Regions from separate parts of the Homo sapiens genome. Here region 1 is linked to region 2. A link is an interaction called in ENCODE POLR2A ChIA-PET data of the cell type or tissue named here. Cell type or tissue: MCF 10A. All regions are shown on one strand. Region 1 overlaps TP73 (tumor protein p73). Region 2 overlaps CCDC27 (coiled-coil domain containing 27).

Region 1 (4,000 bases), 58 kb before region 2:
CACTGGGCACTACGACATCCGAGACACCAAGCAGAGGGGGAGATGCAGAGGGGCAGCCTGGGAGGCCAGGAGGCACGAGAGGCTGGCTGGGAGAACAGAAAAGGGACTGGGGCTTGGCAACCCAGAGGCTGCTGAGTTCCCACGGTTTGGAGAGGGCAGGGCCCAACTGGGAATGGCTCATGGGATTGCTGAGCATGGCCAAGGGAGCCCTCAGCATCCTCTCCAGGCCTTGTGTCATGAAAGACCCCGAGCAGCGGTGGGGCTCAAGCCATGTGGGGCCAGGGGAGGGACCAGTTGTCCTAACTGGAGATCCAGGGATCAGAGGAGCCACCCCACTCACCCGCCTGCTGTGCCTAGTGCACGCCCGCCTCCGGCCCCCCTGCCACCCTCGGCCAGCTGCTATTTCTGTCTCCTTTGTTCTGTCCCCCATTGGACCTCCCCCCAGTCACCAGCCTAATAGGACCTCAACTTGCTAAACCCAAACTAAACTTATCTTCCCCTGAGAGGGGATGGTGCCGTGTCTCAGCCAGCAGGAAATCCACTCTCGCCTTTGCTCAGGCCAGAGCCCTGGAGGCACTCTCCATGCCTGAGGTCCTGTGAATCCTGCCTGCAAATGTGCCTGGGGCCCCTGCGGGGCCCACCTCGCACCCGCGGCCCACGTCGCACCCGCGGCCCACCTCGCACCCACTGCTCAGATACATCTCACAATTGCTGCCTTTGCTGACGCCCGCCCTGTGTTCTCAACACCGGAGCCAGAGGGAGCGCTTTGCAGCCCCGGGCGTCTCTGCTCAGCTCCGACCACCTCTCCCGCTATCCCCCTGGGCTCCGTCTCTCCCTGCACAGGCCCTCGGCCCTTCCTCTGGCTGCAGGCTCTCTGCCCTGCTGGTCCCCAGCCTGGAAACACCCCCAGGCCCACCCAATACCTGGGGCAGATCTTTCCCTTCCTGCAGGCCCGCCTTCACCTTTTCCCGAGCCCGTCCTTGCCTGGACGCCAGCCCTGGCCCCTGTGCCTGGCTCTGTGTTTCTGAGACCACTTTTGATCCCAAGCCCCTGCACGCTTGCTGGCTGGTTTGTTTACTGTCGTCAGCATGGAGGGCCGGGGTCGTGTCTCGTGCCGGCTGCCATCTTCCTGCACCTGGGAGGGTGCTAGGATGTCAAGCCTAGGAAATGGGTGTGAAGAGGAGACCTGCCTTTGCAGGAGCTGACCAAGGCCAGTGCACTGGGCGGGACCATCCGTCACTCCTGAGCCCACTAACTGGGGAGGGGACAGGCAGAGCGGGGCTGGGTGATTCCTGAGCAAGCATGCTGCTGTCTCTCTGGCTCTGGGGCCTCTGCCCTCTGCCTCGATGGCCCCCCACAGCCGTCCTGGACCGCCTTCTCCACCTTTGGGCTCCTGCTCCAATGTCCGCTTATCACCGAGGGCCATCGGAGGTGGCACGCCCCGTGACTGCCTCCCCCTCCCTGTACCCTGCACTGCACGTGTCATAATTCAAGTTCTCGGCTCAGCCACCCATTCTCGGCTCAGCCACTAATGTGTGCTGGAAGGTGTCCAGGAAGCCCTGCTAAGCATCTGTCAGTGTCTCCAGCACAGCAGGAGGCTGTTACAGGTGGCGCCTGATTCACATCTGCAGGACAGGTGGATGGATGGGCAGACAGATGGGCAGGGGCATGTGTGCAAGGACACAGGATGTCAGGGCTGACACCTGGGTTGGGCTCTGGGGTGCTGGCAGCAGGGTTCGGAGAGGGGAGAGAAGCGTGTGTGAGCTGTGCCTTCCCCCTCGTCTTCCCGGGCACTCGGCATTCTGGGTGGGAGGGCCTGGACCAGCCCGTTTCCAGGTGGTTAAATAAAGTCTGTGCATCCTGTTGGCCACCTGCCTCTCATAGGCAGCAGCACAGGGCCTGATGGGGATACAGCCTGGATACCCCACTGGGGCCTCCCGCAGACACTCAGGGTCCAGGCTGCCCCTCGCCACAACCTGGAAGGGAGGGGCTGGTGGGCCAGCCCTCTGGAGGAGGCCTCTCAGGGGAGGTGGGCTTTGAGCGGGATCCGGGAGGCAGGGGGCAGAAGCTGAGGGACGTGGAGAAGGGTCTGGGGGAGGAGGCGGCGGCACCGTGAGTGGACTCCGGGGCGGTTAGCAGGTGGAAGGCAGTGAGGGTTGAGGAGAGGGTGGGGCGAGGCCCTTGCACCAGGCCACAGTGGGCGGCTCAAATGTGGGTCCGTGGAGGCCCGGGGGGCACCAGGCTACCCTGGAGTCATCTGAAGTCACCTGGGCGTGTGGAGGGACATGCATCTGCAAGGCCCCCATGTGGCGCTAAGCACAGAGTGGGTGCTGCAGACGGGCTCAGCCGCTGCGGGCAGGTGCAGGCAGGATAGCAGCGGTGGCCCTGGGCCTCGCAGTCCTGCAGACACACGTCTGGGGACTGCTCCTGGGGGCGCGTTTCTCCGGTGTGAGGTGTGGAAAGTTCCACATGGCCCTGGCACGGGATTGGGCAAGGCCTCGCCTCAGCCCCGGGTGAGAGCAGAGGGTGCTGTGGGTGAGAGCACAGGGTGCTGTGGGTGAGAGCAGAGGGTGCTGTGGATGAGAGCAGAGGGTGCTGTGTGCACATTGTCGGGAGAGGGAGGCTTCCCCCCAGCCGCATGTCGAATCTTGTTGGCATTTCCATTCGTTTAATCACGGGCTCCGGGAGATGCTGTGGGAAGTACCGGCAGGACGGAGGTCTTGCCCTGGTGGGATGGGCTCTCTTCCTCCGAAGCCCAGGCTGCTTGTCAGTCACTCACCCCTGGGTGAGGTTGGGGCCCAAGTTCAGACATGCCCACGAGAGATCAGGGAGTTTGAGGAGCGGCATACTCTCAAAAAACCACAACAGTCTGGTCTCAATATTCTCCAGGGAACGAGGACACGGACCTCCTTGTTCTACAAGAGCTGGGGTCACAGCTCAGAGCCCCTGTCCAGGCTGGAGGGAGAAGGCCAGGAGGCCAGAGGGAGGCCAGCTGAGCCCTCAGGAGACTCCAGGCAGGCCCCGATGCCAGACTCCAGCCCTCAAACATGCTGCCTTCTGGAAACGTCTGTCACGGGCACACCATGCACCATGCCATGGCTGCCAGTGGTGGATGAAGAAGAGCATGTCTCTGCCCCGTCTGGAGCTCCCGGTTCCTGTCCTAGTTGAACAGAATGAATGAGAGTGCGGGATAAATGCCGGGCGGGGAGCAGGGATGCTCGGGCGGGGGCAGGAGCTGGAGAGGTGACAGGAGCGAGGGAGGCGGAGGTGGAGCTGGGGAGGGGCCAGCGGGGCGTCAGGATTTCAGCTGACATCCCTACTACGCTTTTTCACGTGCCTCCCTCTCTGACTCGGATCCTAAGTGATTAGGATCAGAGGAATCTCTGTTTCCAAGAGAAGGGGGACTGCATGGCCAGACCGTGGGCTCGGGCCCCAGTCTCCTGATCTCCGCCAAGCCCAGGGCCCCAGGAAGCGGCCCCATCCTTGGGAGCTGTCCTGGCCTCAGCTCCCAAGGATGGGGTCCCTCGGGAAGCTGTTATTGCTGTCTACGGGGCAGGAGCTCCGTCTTTCGAGCCTCTGCACTTGTGGAGACAAAGGTTTCCGAATGAGCATTTGTGCCCCGCCCTCCCCACCACCCCTGCCAGGCCCAATGCAGGGACCAGGCTGCATGTGCCTTCCCCGCCTCACATCTCCTCCGCTGGAGGAGTCAGCCAAAACCGTGGCCTTTGGAGATGTGGCCAGAGTCATTGTGAATTTTGCTGGCAGGTTTCTCTGTTGTCATTTCCACTAAAAAATACGTTCCGTTCTGGACAGTACCACATCTGTCCCCTGTCATCCGATGGCACGGTCGTGACCTCCCATGCCTTGCTTTGCATTGTGTCTTAAATATCCTAGGCTCTGATAAAAGGCACTGTGGATACCGGGAAGCGAGAGGAGTGGACTAGGGGGGAACAGGGACACAAACTTGAAAAAGATTTATTTCCCATCTACTTGTAAAAAA
Region 2 (4,000 bases):
AGATAGCTCATTAGGGACAGTGCCCCTGGGGAGCCCTAGCAGCTATCCGGTCCAAACCCTTCACTGCTCTGATGAGAACAGGAGGCTTGGAGCAGGCAGCTGCCGAGCTCCATGGGCATCTGGGGGATGCTGCCCAGAGCCAAGGCTTCATCCCAGCATCTGCTCCTGGACCTGGACTGGTTCCATGTCCCCACACAAGACACCATTCTTAGGGATGGCGAGCTTGAGCTAAATTCCTATAACCAGTAGCAAGGGTGGGGTGGGGGGGTTGGGGAGGGGGTCCCGTGCTGTCCACCAATCTCAGCCAGCATCAGGTAGAAGCAGGGCCCTCACCTTTCTAGGCTTCAGGCCCCCACTGCCTCAGCAAGAGGGTCTCCACGGTGGCCAGGGCTCCAGGACCAGGCATTTTTGTGGGCAGGTCTCTGGGGAGGCTGAGGGGCCACACGGTGTCCTGGGCGTGGGGTCTGCGTCTACATACTGCTCATAGGCACCTGCCATTGGGGCAATTTGTGATGGTTTAGGGGAAACAGGGTCTGCCTTGGATGGGCTGGTCTGGAGGCAGGGGAGCTTCCGTTCGACTTTTAGGAGGCACATTTTTACCGAAGGAAAGTAGGGTCTGCCCCTCCGGGGGAAAGGGGGCATCAGCTAGAGAAATTCAGCCACACTTGGGTCTGCTGAGGTGGAGACACCAGGGCAGGCAGGAGGATGAAGCCCACCCTTTGGTTCAGCCCTTGCTCAGTCCCATGCATCCATTAAAAAAAGCCACCTGTGTCCCTACCTGGTGTTTAAGGATAAATAAGAGTCTGCCCTGGAGATCTTGGGGAGACAAGACCGCAGCAGTCACCAGATGGCATCTTTAACACTCTACAGGTTCACCCACTGAGGCCGATTTGTCCGGAGAGATTGACAACAGCTCGGAGACCTGGAGAGGCACCCAGGACCTGTTCTTGGCCAGGCGGGGCTCAGACACGAACGTGGACGGTGAGGGAGCCCCTAGGGCCTCTGCCTGCACCTGCTGGGCCCCTGAGCTCGAGGCCTGCTTCTTGCAGGGTCGCTGCTTGTGCCCTGCGGAATTCCCTCCCGGGACTGTCTGCCTCCTGAGGACTCACACAGAAAGGCCTCCGGGCCTCCCTTGTGCAGAACTAGCCCTGCCTTCCCTGACAGCATAGGCTGCAGTCCCCCCAGGACCGTGGCCCCTTGTCTTTAGTAAAAATCGTAGTTGAAAGTTTTGTCCCCTTGGCCTTTACCCAGTGGCTGATGGGTGCATCCCTCACTGTGGGTAGAGACCCCCCGGGACACTGCTCCCGCAGACAGGTGTGCCTGTTTCCATTTACCAAGAGGAAATTCCCAGCACCATGTCTCCTTTCTTGCCTTAACTGGAGGAAACCTAGAGTCTGTAGTGACCAGCTCCCCTCAACCTCAGGAAGGTGGAGAATCTCCTCCCTCCTCTCAGTTTAAAGATGGAGAAACTGGGCCGGGCGCAGTGGCTCACGCCTGTAATCACAGCACTTTGGGAGGCCAAGGCGGGTGGATCACGAGGTTCAGGAGTTCAAGACCAGCCTGGCCAAGATGGTGAAACCCCGTCTCTACTAAAAACACAAAAAAATTAGCCGGGCATGTGGTGGGCACCTGTAATCCCAGCTACTTGGGAGGCTGAGGCAGAGAATTGCTTGAATTTGGTAGGCAGAGGTTACAGTGAGCTGAAATCGTGCCACTGCACTCCAGCTTGGGAGATAGAGCAAGACTCCATCTCAAAAAGAAAAAAAAAAAAAGAGAGATGGGAAAACTGAGGCTCCAGGAGGGGACAAGCAACCAGGTGTGCAGAGACAGCATCAGGATGACCCCCTCGTCCCGACTCCCAGCTCCGGCTCGTTTGTCCTGGGTGTCTCGGCCAGAGCTTCCGCACCTTCCTGCACTCCCTCAGCACGCGCTGTGCTGGGTGTGGGCGCCCCATCGTGTTCACAGCAGCACCACACTGTGTCCTCAAAATGAGGGTGACAAGAGTTAGGAGACAGATTGGAGTCTGTCTGGGCAGATAGGGGTTTCCGAGGGAAGTCTCGGAAGGGTGGATGTCGTCATCGAAGACGCCAGAGGAGCTCGGCAGGGAAGGGTCTCATTTCTCACTTGGCCTCCGCTGTCGCCACAGGGTACCTCCTTCCCTTCAGTAAGAGCATCTGCGAGTTCGATTACTTGCGGAAGAGGAGAAAATCCCAGACTTTGAGTCCGGTCACCAGCAGCTCAGTCGCATCTCAGAGCTGCCTGAGAAAGAGGATGCCCTGGTACCTCTCAGTCATCCACGAGAAGGTACTGGCGGAGGGGGTGCAAATCCCGGCCCCCCACCCCTCTCTCTGCGTCCGGCTGGGAGGACAGCCCTGCTCCCTGACAGGCTCTGGTTCTAGTATCTGGTTAGCTGCATCAAGCAGGTCCCCATGGCCTAAAATGACCTCCAGACCCCCTGCTTTGACAAAGCTCCTCACCCCTGTCCATCCTCACCCCAGTGGGTGGCAGTTACGCCGGCATGGAACTCAGACTCACCGGCACGCATGACTTCCAACCGTCCACACATCTTTGCACCCACAGTATCTGCTTCAGAGAATGTATTCTAAATAATAAAAATCATAACAGGAATAACCAGCTTGATTTATGCACAAGTTGATTCATTGTAGTGTTATTCTTTTTTAAATCTATATTTATAAGAAAGACTAACCTATATTTTCACTGTCTTATAATTCCGTCATCAAATTTTAGTATCAAAGTTACTCTGGCCTCATTAAAATGAAAGAAAGAAAAGGCTGGAAAACAGTTCCTTTTTTCTTTTTATTTATTTTCTTTTTTTATTTTATTATTATTATTAGTAGTAGTAGTATTTTTTGAGACAGGGTCTCACTCTGTCACCCAGGCTGGAGTGTGGTGGTGTGATCCCAGCTCACTGAAGCCTTGAGCTCCCTGAGCTCAAGCAATCCTCCCACTTCAGCCTCCCAAGCAGCTGGGACTACAGGTGCGTACCACCACACCTGGCTACTTTTTGTATTTTTGTAGAAATGGGGTTTCCCCGGCCAGGCGAGGTGGCTCACGCCTGTAATCTCAGCACTTTGGGAGGCAGAGGTAGACAGATCCACGAGGTCAGGAGATCGAGACCATCCTGGCTAACACGCGAAACCCCGTCTCTACTAAAAATACAACAAATTAGCCAGGCGTGGTGGTGGGTGCCTGTAGTCCCAGCTACTTGGGAGGCTGAGGCAGGAGAATGGTGTGAACCAGGGAGGCGGAGCTTGCAGTGTGCTGAGATCGCGCCACTGCACTCCAGCCTGGGTGACAGAGTGAGACTCCATCTCAAAAAAAAAAAAAAAAAGAAATGGGGTTTCCCCATGTTGCCCAGGCAGGTCTCGAACTCCTGGGCTCAAGTGATCCACTCGCCTTGGCCTCCCAAAGTGCTGTGATTAGGGGTGTGAGCCACTGCACCCAGCACCTTTTTTCTTTTTCTATTCTCTGGAAGAGTTTGTATAAGACTGATGTGATTTCTTCCTTGAATTCTGAAGAATTTGCCATTGAAGGCTTCTGTGTCTGGGGATTCCTCACAGGAGCACTCTTATTTTATTAATTAATTTATTTATTTATTTTTGAGACAGAGTCTCTCTCTGTTGCCAGGCTGGAGTGCAGTGGCGCCATTCAGCTCGCTGCCACCTCTGCCTCCCGGGTTCAAGCAATTCTCCTGCCTCAGCCTCCCAAGTAGCTGGGATTACAGGCACGCACCACCACACCCAGCTAATTTTTGTATTTTTAGTAGAGACGGGTTTCACCATGTCAGACAGGATGGTCTTGATCTCTTGACTTCGTGATCTACCCACCTCGGCCTCCCAAAGTGCTGGGACTACAGGCGTGAGCCACTGCGCTCAGCCTTTATTTTTTAGAGAAAGGGTCTCATTCTGTTGCCCAGGCTGGAGTGCAATGGCACGATCAGAGCTCACGGCAGCCTCCATCTAAAGGGGCACTTTTATTT

Evidence for each region. Peaks named below come from ENCODE experiments on the same cell type or tissue, not always from the same donor. Only the 100,000 strongest peaks of a DNase experiment are listed, where the experiment ranks them.
Region 1: POLR2A ChIA-PET joins it to region 2 with 5 read pairs; 2 of 35 experiments call an interaction of 5 or more read pairs at or near these places.

Annotation. Positions count from the first base shown.
Region 1 is chr1:3,696,516-3,700,515 of GRCh38, forward strand. All of the region lies in intron 3 of TP73 (tumor protein p73), which reads left to right. Among named protein-coding and RNA genes, the nearest start is that of TP73-AS2, 16 kb to the right of the region's middle. In MCF 10A, no CTCF peak of the experiment used is centred here; a DNase peak (open chromatin) is centred at 1,566.
Region 2 is chr1:3,754,587-3,758,586 of GRCh38, forward strand. It overlaps CCDC27 (coiled-coil domain containing 27), which reads left to right. Exons shown (of 12, transcript NM_152492.3): 3 at 871-981; 4 at 2,147-2,304. Among named protein-coding and RNA genes, the nearest start is that of CCDC27, 4.1 kb to the left of the region's middle. In MCF 10A, no CTCF peak of the experiment used is centred here; no DNase peak of the experiment used is centred here.